Regions from separate parts of the Homo sapiens genome. Here region 2 is linked to region 1. Evidence: chromatin loops called from intact Hi-C (ENCODE). Cell type or tissue: endothelial cell of umbilical vein. All regions are shown on one strand. Links, peaks and the distances in the headings refer to the core of each region. The heading gives the core; the rest is flanking DNA.

What was found. Peaks named below come from ENCODE experiments on the same cell type or tissue, not always from the same donor. Only the 100,000 strongest peaks of a DNase experiment are listed, where the experiment ranks them.
Region 2: a loop joins it to region 1, with 5 times the contacts of the local background. A loop is called at or near these places in 34 of 110 quality-filtered maps.

The regions. Positions count from the first base shown.
Region 1 is chr3:79,518,287-79,523,676 of GRCh38, reverse strand. All of the region lies in intron 2 of ROBO1 (roundabout guidance receptor 1), which reads left to right. Among named protein-coding and RNA genes, the nearest start is that of MIR3923, 13 kb to the right of the region's middle. In endothelial cell of umbilical vein, for the core only: a CTCF peak has its summit at 2,275 (motif pointing left); a DNase peak (open chromatin) is centred at 2,206.
Region 2 is chr3:80,675,542-80,680,931 of GRCh38, reverse strand. The region is part of intron 1 of LOC105377177 (a long non-coding RNA gene); the gene reads left to right. LOC105377176 (a long non-coding RNA gene) reads right to left here and starts at 976. Exons shown (of 3, transcript XR_940989.3): 1 at 864-976. In endothelial cell of umbilical vein, for the core only: no CTCF peak of the experiment used is centred there; a DNase peak (open chromatin) is centred at 2,961.

The DNA.
Region 1 (5,390 bases), core at 260-5,259:
CATGGTGAAACCCCGTCTCTACTAAAAATAGAAAAAATTAGCTGGGTGTGGTGGCGGGCGCCTGTAATCCCAGCTACTTGGGAGGCTGAGGCAGAAGAATAGCTTGAATCCAGGAGGCGGAGGTTGCAGTAAGCTGAGAGTGTGCCACTGCACTCAAGCCTGGACAACAAGAGCAAAACTCCTTCTCAAAAAAAAAAAAAAAAAGAAAAAAAAAAGAAAGAAAAATGCAAAGTCTATTTTTTGTGGGCTTTTTTGGTGAACAATTTTTTTTTCAAATTTATTTGTTAAAATTGACGCATAAAATTGTGTATATTTATCATGTAGAACCTGTTATTTTGAAGTATATATGCATGTGGAATGATTAAGTCTAGCCAATTAACAAATACATTACCTCACATAGATATCTTAGTATATGCATGCTGTTGTAGTTTCTTTAACTAAAGGATTGAGAATTGTGTAACTGTATCACTATGTACTAATTTGTGTGTGTGTGTGTGTGTGTGTGTGTGTGTGTGGTTTATGAAGCCTCTTACAATGGTGGAACTGATTCTATTGTTTTAAGCCCATCAATACTGATCAGATAATTTGTTTTTAAAACAACTAGATCAGCTTGTTGTTTATTAGATAATTATAACTGTCATCTGATTGTAAAGCACACTTGACACAGACCTTTAACATGCACTTCATAAATGCTTTGTCTAATTCAAATATTAAGGAATTACCTTAAGAGAAATAGTCCTCAAAAACATGTTATTTAGGTTCCAATTTTACAAGGCTGAATCCTTTTATAGGTATGACCTCCCAGACAATGAGTGGAGTTGAATACTGATAGTCACATAGTTCGTGCTCTACAATTAAACATAACTTGAAGTTTTTTCTGAATTTAATATAAAATATATCAGTTAAATTTAAACTCTAAAACCACGATCATCTTTGAATATAAATGCTATCTTTAAACAGAAATAATGACGTATCGATACATTACTATATGCACCGTAGGAATCTATTGGTGTTATTTCCTCCTTCCAAAAGGGGTTTATTAAGTTCCCTTTCCATTTAAAGCTCCCCAGTAGGTATCAAGGATACAAAAGTAATGAAATGAGGTTCCTCTCCTTGGGTGGATGGAAATGCACAAAAGCAAGTGGAAATCAGTGATCAAAGTGATGAATACAGGAATGATGACTCCAGGATTTCAGACAAGGCGATGATTACTTCTGCTTTCAAGGCAGAATTCAGAAGAATAGATTTCAGAGAGGTGGTCTCTCAATCACTTCTTGAAAGAAAAATAGAAGCTTGCCAGTTGCAGGAACAGAGGCAGAGAGCACATTCCAAAAAAAAAAAAAAAAGTAACAGTCTTGGGAAAGACAGTGGTATAAAAGACCATGGTCTGTTTAGATAATAATAGGGGACTATTGCAGAAAAACAACAGATAGCAAAGGGTCTTGAAGGCAATCCTCAGAAGTTTGGGTTCCATTGTAGCAATACAATTACCAGTAAGTTATTAAAATACAGAATTTATTATACCAAAACAATTATCAAATATGATTTCTTTGGAGTTGCACAGCCACAGATACACTAAATTATAATACTAATAGATGACATACTGAATCTGTTTTGTTGTTATTAACTTCATATATTTGACCATATTGACAGTCATAATAATTGTCTTAACATGACAATCCTACTTCCTTTGGATTATAGCATACAGTTAAGCATATATTTTACCTATCTATGTAAACCAACCATGTAATGTTGGATAGAAGAAGAGGGAAAGGTCATCACCTCTCTCTACTGACACAGATATCCAAGGCACATTCAAGGTAGCATCCTGGAACCAGCATCCAGGTGCTTCCCCACACATCTTCCCCTTAATCTCAGGAGCAGACCGTGGATGGGACAAGTCTCGGGGTTCACAATGCAGGAAGTGTGTGTGTGGGTGGGGGGTGGTGACAAATATGGCCACTTCATTTTCAAAACATCTGCTAAAAGTGTTTATTTGAAGCTAAATAAGTATTCACTACAAATCAACTTCAGAATACCTTTTGTGTGGGATTTGTCTTGAGGGTAGGAAAGAGGCTTCAGTCATTTTAACCTTTTTTCGATAGTGTTACTTATGTAGTCACTTGTCTTACACATGCATATAGGCTAACGAAGACACACCTATTATAGCATTTTTCATCTGAATTAGATCGATGTCGGAAGTAACCAGTGATTTTTGAAGGGGCGCACGAAACTCCTAGCTTATTCTGCCACCTTGTGGTTAAAACACAAATTTCCATCACACCAATAATGTAACAAGTGTGTATTCTCTACCTCAAGGAAATTAATCCCTGTGTTTCCTAAACAGGAACCCCTAAGAAAATTGGAGTTGTGTATATATTTTCTTGATAAATAGTCAGACATTTAAGGCAAGATGATGCTTTCTTTGAATTGCTTGACTTCAGTTAAAAGCAAGTGATGGGGAAAAAATAATCTTTATAGTCCTGGAACACATTTAAAGACAGGAAACCAGTATAATTAAGCACTCCAATCAGAAAAGGAGCAATTGTGGGGAGAGGAGATGATTGCTTTCACAAGGGGTTCCAGCCACCATCTGTAGGCTTGCACTTTGAATGGGGTCTCAAAGATTATTCAATGAAAGTAGCTAATGTCTACAGACTATCTAAAATGCATATTTTCTCTTTAACACTGAGTTGTGGTCTAGATAATTTCACTAAATATTGTCTGTCTCTACATTGATTCAAGTGTTTTGTCCTATACTTTAAATTTCTTTTAAAAATTGATTTTAATCTCTCACTCAAAGTATTTTTCTCATAAATAAAAGTGTTTTTTTTTTTGGCTCTGGTTTGCTTCTAGGTTAGTGTTTCAAAACTATTTTTGAACCAAGAGACATTAGTTTCATTATCATATGTTGGATACAAATATCAATTAACTTCCCCAATTCTTTTCCCTCAGGTAGTTCTTGCTACTATTCCACTTTTATATCATCCGTGTAATCTCTGTTATAGTTTGCATTCCTAATTTTTAAAAAGCTGTCTCATAAGATATGAGTTTCTCTATCTTTATCTTAATTTCACAATATGTCTTATTCATAAACTACTCCAATTTTCCCCATATGGAAATATAACTGAATAACACTTTGTGTTAAATATTAAACATTTGCCATGGCTGAAGGAACAAATCTGGATATCATATTATCTCCTGAGTTCTATACTCATTAATGCCTTAAGACCCAGAGCTTACCAGTCAACTACTGAGGCCAGAAAATTTGTACTCTAGACTCTCCTTTTTCTTACCATTCTGAGATGAGGGACATCATTGAATTGAACTACTCTTAATTTCTTATCATTTGTCTTCACTTGTGTTTTAGAAGAGATCTCACAGCCTAAGGTTAATAGCTAACTTCCTGACACCCGATCTAGTTTTCCTTCTGCCTGTTTTACTTTGCTTTCTTCGGCATATGTGCATGCATCCTGGGGGTACACAAAGACTCTCTCTCTCTCTTTTTTTTTTTTTTTTGATAGAATCTTGCAGTCACCCAGGCTGCAGTGCAGTGGTGCAAACAGGGCTCACTGCAGCCTCGACCCCCTGGGCTCAAGCAATCCTCCTACCTTCTAAGTAGCTGAGACTACAGGCTTGTGCCACCACTCCTAACTGATTTTTTCTTTTTTAAAATTTTTTCTACACAGCGGGGCTTTTCCTATTGCCCAGAATAGTCTCAAACTCCCAGGCTCAAGCAATATTCCTGTCTCAGTATCCCAAAGTACTGGGATTACAGATGTGAGCCACGGTGCCCAGCTGCAAGGTCTCTTAATTGAAGTTTAAGATCAATTTAATTATTCTTCTCAAGTACTTGCCTACCTTTGCCTAGAGGAGGATTGTAAGAAAGTGATAATGCATCTAATTTTGCGAAGACATCAGACCCACTATTCTGGCTTAATTATTTAAAAACACTTTCACTCTCAACCTTCTCCTGGCTGGGACAACATATTATATTATACTTAGCATACATTTCTTTTTTCTTTTCTTTTTTTTTTTTTTTTTTTTTGAGCAGGAGTCTGGCTCTGTCACCCAGGCTGGAGTGCAGTGGCATGATCTTGGCTCACTGCAACCTCTGTCTCCCAGGTTCACGCCATTCTCCTGCCTCAGCCTCTCGAATAGCTGAGACTACAGGCGCCCGCCACCACGCCCGGCTAATTTTTTGTATTTTAGTAGAGATGGGGTTTCTCCATGTTGGCCAGGATGCTCTCGATCTCCTGACCTCGTGATCCACCCGTTTCGGCCTCCCAAAGTGTTGGGATTACAGGCGTGAGCCACCAGGCCCGGCCACACTTCTTATAGTGAGAACTATTTCTGTCTCCATCAATATCAGGTTTGGCCACGTGACATGCTTTGACCAGTAAAAGATGAAAGAAAAAGATCAATATGGGTTCTGAGCTGAAATTTTCAGCGCCATTGAGAGTTTCTTAAAGATCTTATCATCTCTTCCCTCTACCACAAGAATAGCATGCTTCTTGCTCTTGGAGCTCATTCCAGAATCCAGGCTGAGGAGACATTGGGGCTTTCTCTTCAGCCTGGGTTCTGGAACGAGAAGCATTCAGGAAGAAAGCAGATTAACAGCTATTAATAACTGGCCACCATGTAAAATGAATGACAAATGCATGCTGTTAAGAAACAGCAAGATTTGGAGACCATTTGGCCAGGCGTGATGGCTCACACCTGTAATCCCAGGACTTTGGGAGGCTGAGGCGGGTGGATCACTTGAGGTCAGTAGTTCGAGACCAGCTTGGCCAATATGGTGAAACCCCGTCTCTACTAAAAAAAAAAAAAATACAGAATTAGCCAGACGTGGTGACATACACCTGTAATCCCAGCTACTTGGGAGTCTGAGGCAGGAGAATTGCTTGAACCCGGGAGGCAGTGAGCCGAGATCGCACCATTGCACTCCAGCCTGGGCAACAAGAGCAAAATTCCATCTAAAAATAATAATAATAATAATAATAAAAGATTTGGAGAATGTTTATTATCTATGCATAATATAGAAAAAGCTTTACATTTTCGTTTATGTTCTGTTATCACTCCTTCTCCCCATTCATAATTCTGAAAAGCAATCCTCCTAGGTCTTCTAACTTACTGTTGTTTCACGGACAATTCTAAAGCTATTGCTCACATATATACTGAGAAACTAGACCTTTTAGGAAGTAGCAACTCTAAAACTACCTGAGAGAACTGAAAGAAGGGGAAAGAAAAGAAGCACGGAGGGAGGGAGGCTGGTAGGAGCAGCATGTGCCATTGCATCTCTATTTCCTGTTGTAGATAAGCTTGGCCATCATATTTGTCTTCTTCCCTTCCCCTTCCTTTCCTCCTTCTCCTTCTTCTTCTTAACATGC
Region 2 (5,390 bases), core at 209-5,208, 1.2 Mb before region 1:
ATTATTTTAAAAGTCATCAGCCTCTCAGGACTTAGTATGAAGAAGATTCAGTTTCTATTAAAAAACTGGGAATTGCTGTGTAAACTAGGTAGCACTGGAAATTTTAGTACATGTTAGCAATTGCCCGTTACCTTAATTTTTGTGAATTTAAAAAAATGAGAAAAAGATTATGTTGATTTGAAATACTACTCAATTCTGTGGTCTCTTTTCTTGTCATTAACTTAGTTCTAGATCTCCTCCACCTTTTAGCAAATTGCACCTAAGTTTGGCAATTTTTAATGTCAGTGCCCTCCAACTACAGGTTGAATATTCCCAATCCAAGATGCTTGGGACAAGAAGTGTTTCTTACAGATTTCATATTTTGGGGGGATCTGGGAATATTTGAATATACATAATGAAATGCCTTGGGGATGGGACCAAAGTTAAAACACAAAATTCATTTTTATTTCATGTATGCATAACCTGAACATTATCTTATGTAACATTTTAAATACTTTTATGCACCAGTCCCATGAGGTCAAGTGTGAATCTTTCACTTCTGGTGTCATGTTGGCACTCAAAAAGTTTCAGAGTATGGGGCATTTTGAATTTTATATTTTCAGCTTAAGGGTGCTCAACCTGTATATGTATGGCTCTATGGTATAAATGTTTATGTCCCTCCAAAATACGTATGTTGTAATCTTCACTCCCAAAATGATTGTATTAGGTCGTGGGGCTTTTGGGAGGTGATTATGTATAGGAGTGGAATCTGCACAAATAAAATCATTGCTCTTATAGGAGAGGGTCAAAAGATACCCCTCACCCCTTCCACTGTATGAGGTTAGGATAAGAATATAGCTGTCTAAGAGGAAGCAGATTCTTACCAGACACTGAATCTGCTGGCATCATGATCTTGGACATTCCAGCCTTCAGAATTGTAAGAAACAAATTACTGTTGTTTATCATCACATAGTTTGTGGTATTTTGGTACAGGAGCCTGAATGGTTTAAGAAATATGACAATAGTTAAAATAAAAGCCAGAGAAAGTTATGTCTATTCAACTATATTTTAGGAAGATAGATATCAGTATAGACTTGGCAGAAATAATTTTCATGTGGCAATTATTGGGCGAGGTTAGATTGCTGTATTTTATTTAACCAAAATTAAGTCTTCCAGCCAAGGCATTGTTACCAAAAGATTCTTTTTAGACTTTCATGTGTGCCTGTGCACACTCATATTTTCAACTTTATATGTATATTGCATATATATAGACATAATTATAATACATTATATATAATTATATACTTATTTTCCATTTTTGTATGTGGAAATTTGACAGACTACATCTTTAGAATATTTAAAAACCATAGTCCTTTTTGTAAATTAATTCTTCATATTCAGGTTTTTTTTTTGTTTTTTTTTTTTTTGAGATGGAATCTTGCTGTGTCGCCCAGGCTGGAGTGCAGTGGCGCAATCTCGGCTCACTGAAAGCTCCGCCTCCCAGGTTCACGCCATTCTCCTGCCTCAGCCTCCCGAGTAGCTGGGACGGCAGGCAGCTGCCACCACGCCCAGCTAATTTTTTGTATTTTTAGCAGAGACGGGTTTTCACCGTGTTAGCCAGGATGGTCTCCATCTCCTGACCTGGTGATCCGCCCGCCTCGGCCTCCCAAAGTGCTGAGATTACAGGCGTGAGCCACCGTGCCCGGCCCGTATTCAGGTTTATTTGTGTATATTTATATTTGACCTTTTGTTTTGTTTTGTTGAGTTTCGCTCTTGTTGCCCAGACTGCAGTGCAATGGGGTGATCTTGGCTCACTGCAACCTCCGCCTCCCAGGTTCAAGCAATTCTCCTGCCTCAGCCTCCTGAGTAGCTGGGATTACAGGTGCATGCCACCACGCCTGGCTAATCTTTGGTATTTTTAGTAGAGATGGAGTTTCACCATGTTGGCCAGACTGGTCTTGAACTCCTGATCTCAGGTGATCCACCTGCCTCGGCCTCCCAAAGCGCTGGGATTACAGGCGTGAGCCACTGGGCCCAGCCTATTCCTGACCTCATAATATTTTACTGTTATGTGTTTGTTTTTTCGTTAATGATGTCACAGTATTTTTCCATGTATTTAGTCCCATGAATATCTAAAAATTAATTTTGAACATAGAACTTCATTTTACAATCTTTCAGTTTCTAGTAGTTAATTTTTAAAAGCCTGGTTTATAAAAGAAGCTCAAAAATGTTATGGAATACATGAATTAATTCTTGATTGCTATTCTTGACTTCCATCATTTATGCAGTAAACTCAGGAACTCTGTAGTGTTCCAAAATTTATCTTCTCCATATCAAATTTGTATGTTTTCACAGAACTAAATTTCTGGCTTTTAAAACTCTCTTTTATTTTTTTCTTTCATTGTAATGGACCATTTTTGGAACTGACACTATTGAGTATGTGATATGCAGATAGTGAAGTCATTTGAGTACAGTGCATACTCTGGATATGCATTTTAGGCTAAAAAGAATGGTTAGTTGTTAAGGTAACTTCAGTAAATATATATTCATTAAGGGCAGTCAGAAAGAGAGAAAATCATCTATGTTGCCGCCTTGGCAGGCCTCAGAGAGCAGAGGTTGTAGCGTGTGGAAGAGTGTGCTTGTGCTTTCTGGAACAGTAATGCGTGTCCTGCTCCAGAAGCTCGACTCCCCTGCTGCCACCCAGAGTTTTTTCAGAAGCGTACACTTCCCCTCTTACTGCAGTTCTCCCCTCTTTGGTATTTAAGCTTCAAGCATCTTTGCTTCATGGGCTCTGCTCTGCGGGACTTGTTTCTTCTGCTTCCTCCTGGATTCTTCAGTCTTGAACTTCTCTGTTGCCTGCGTTCTTGCCTTTTACTCCACTCTGCCACCTGGATGAGAGGCCGAGGACCAGTCTGCGTCATAGGAACCTCCTTCTAATCCCTAGAGTAAGAAGCTGTCATCAGAGTGGTGGCATATTGATGCTAGAAACACAGGAAACTGCATGAGTCATCCTTCAGAATAGGATATAAGCATGGCCAGTGCATGCATTTTCTCAGATGAATACACATCTGTTAAACAAGCTGCATAGATTCTCCAGAGAGTTCAATATAATTTTTCTCGGTATTTTTCCTGTAAAAATACGCCATTAGACAAATGAATTGAAACATTTTTACCAAAGCTTCAATGCAGAAATCACGGCTGCACAAAAGTACATGAAATGGGGAGGTCACATCATATTAGTGATCAGCTGTCATAATCAGAAGAGGCCATGTAAGTATGTCCTCTCATAATTTAGTAAAATACAGGAAATCATCCTTTAATTGGTGGTGGGGAACCTTTTCATAAGATATATGGGAAATACTAAGAAGAGGGATTTAAAGCAACCTCTTTACTTGTGGCACTCTGAGATATACATACACATGGATTCTTTGGAGACACTGCTTTCCAGAGAGAGGCTAAATTGTCTGTGATTTAATTGCTCCTGGGATTGAAAAGGTGATCTTGTATTTTGCCTCCAGTGACAGGTGCTATCCCTTTATTATAATTTGAACCCCTGGGTGTTAAAACATTCATGGCTTTTCTATTAGGAAATCTGCATACTCCTCCATCCATGTTTATTCATAATTCTCTGATGAGTTGCAGACAAGCTCATTGAGAACTTAGGCTTTGACATTTTAGTCAGAAATTACTACCACACCCACAAACAGAAAAAAACTAGGCTCATTTGCATCTATATTTTAAAAATTTATGAAATAGTTTATGTTAGTATTTTGGGTCTTTTGAAATTAAGTATATTGTGAATTGTTATACTTTCTAATGGAATTTTTAAGCAATTAGTATGTAGTGAATATATATGTAAAGTCTGTATTAGACTGGTTCTAAAATGTGTGCACACCAGAGGGCATCATAGCTTTTATTCAAAGCTTCTTTTAGACATTTTCTTTTAAATTGAGCTTTATACTTTTTAACCTTTTTTTCTTTAGAATTATTACTCTTTTTCACTGTAATATTCATAAAACATGTTTAAACAATATTTATCCAAGTATATTGAATGAACAGAAATATCATAATTAAATGAGAAAATTAAAGCAAACAAGCCTTTATAATGACTGTCTAACAGCTTAGATTTCTTCCTATTTTTGACCTTCTTTTTCTTTTATCTCAGGACAATTACTACTGTTTGTATTTTTCTGATAATGTGTAAACTGTTCCAATAATTCTGTTCCTAGACTACTTTTGATACCCGCTCCGTTTTAGAAACTCCTTTGTCTTCTTGTTTTGCATGGTAAATTCTTATTGAAACAGAGCTCCATTTGATTGATCCATTCAGACAGCATTCATTGAATATTGGAGGAACAGGACTCAGATACAGCCTTCCAGAAGCTCACTTTCCTGCAGAGAAAAAAATGGGAACACATATGATGACCCTTCAACGTGATGAGTACTGTGTCCCAAAGTGCTGAGAGAACTCCTCAGATGGGTCTCTAATTGAGCCTAGCAGCTATGGAGAGTGAAGTGATACATGGACAGATGGTTAAAGCTGAGCCAAGATTTAAAGTACAATTAAAAAGTTAATCAGACACTATGACAAGCCTTCTTATTTTTTTTCCAATGATTTTAAAATAAAATTTGGAGTCGCTCACATAAAAGCACAGATAATTAGAGATAAAGAAAATGTTCTTTTCTTTGTTTGGATTTCACAATTGTCACGCAAAAATAAATAAGCGCAAACGAAAGGCTAGAGAAACTTCTAAAACCAGGTGATTTTATTAGTTGCTTTTTTTCTTTTATGTTTTTAAAACATGATATGATTATAACTTTTAAACAATAAACCTCCTGGGTGATTATAAATTTAGCATGAAATAAAATATTTATAGCAACAACAAAAAGGTATAAAGGGAAGAGTCAGAGGAAGCAGAGTTGTGAGAGTCACATATCCTTGGGAGGACGTTCAAGTAGACACGTAAGTTGTAAGTAAGCCTTTGGCAGGGAAAAGGTACATCTATTTTTAAAATACATCTCAACAATAGTTTATCTAAGGAGACTTTTCCAGTTGTATTCAACTAAACGTGATCTTTCCTCTTAGGAAATGTTGTTTCTGTGTTATAATTCTAGTCCTACATTTTTATTTTTTTCTATTAAATGATAAGCTTCACGAAAGTACTGATTTATCTGTTGATCTCCGACAGTGTTTAGTTTAATTCTTAGAATAGAAGAAGCAATGCTCAAAAAATATGTGCATTGCTTAAGAGGTATCTATCAACATGAATATAAGAATTGAACATAATTCTATTTAAAATGTAAATTTCAAAATGCCAGGTTTCATACTTTTAATTACAATTTTGCTGCTAATTAGCCTTGTTACCTTAATTGAGTGATTTAAAATATTTCTAGTTCTTACTTCACCTGTT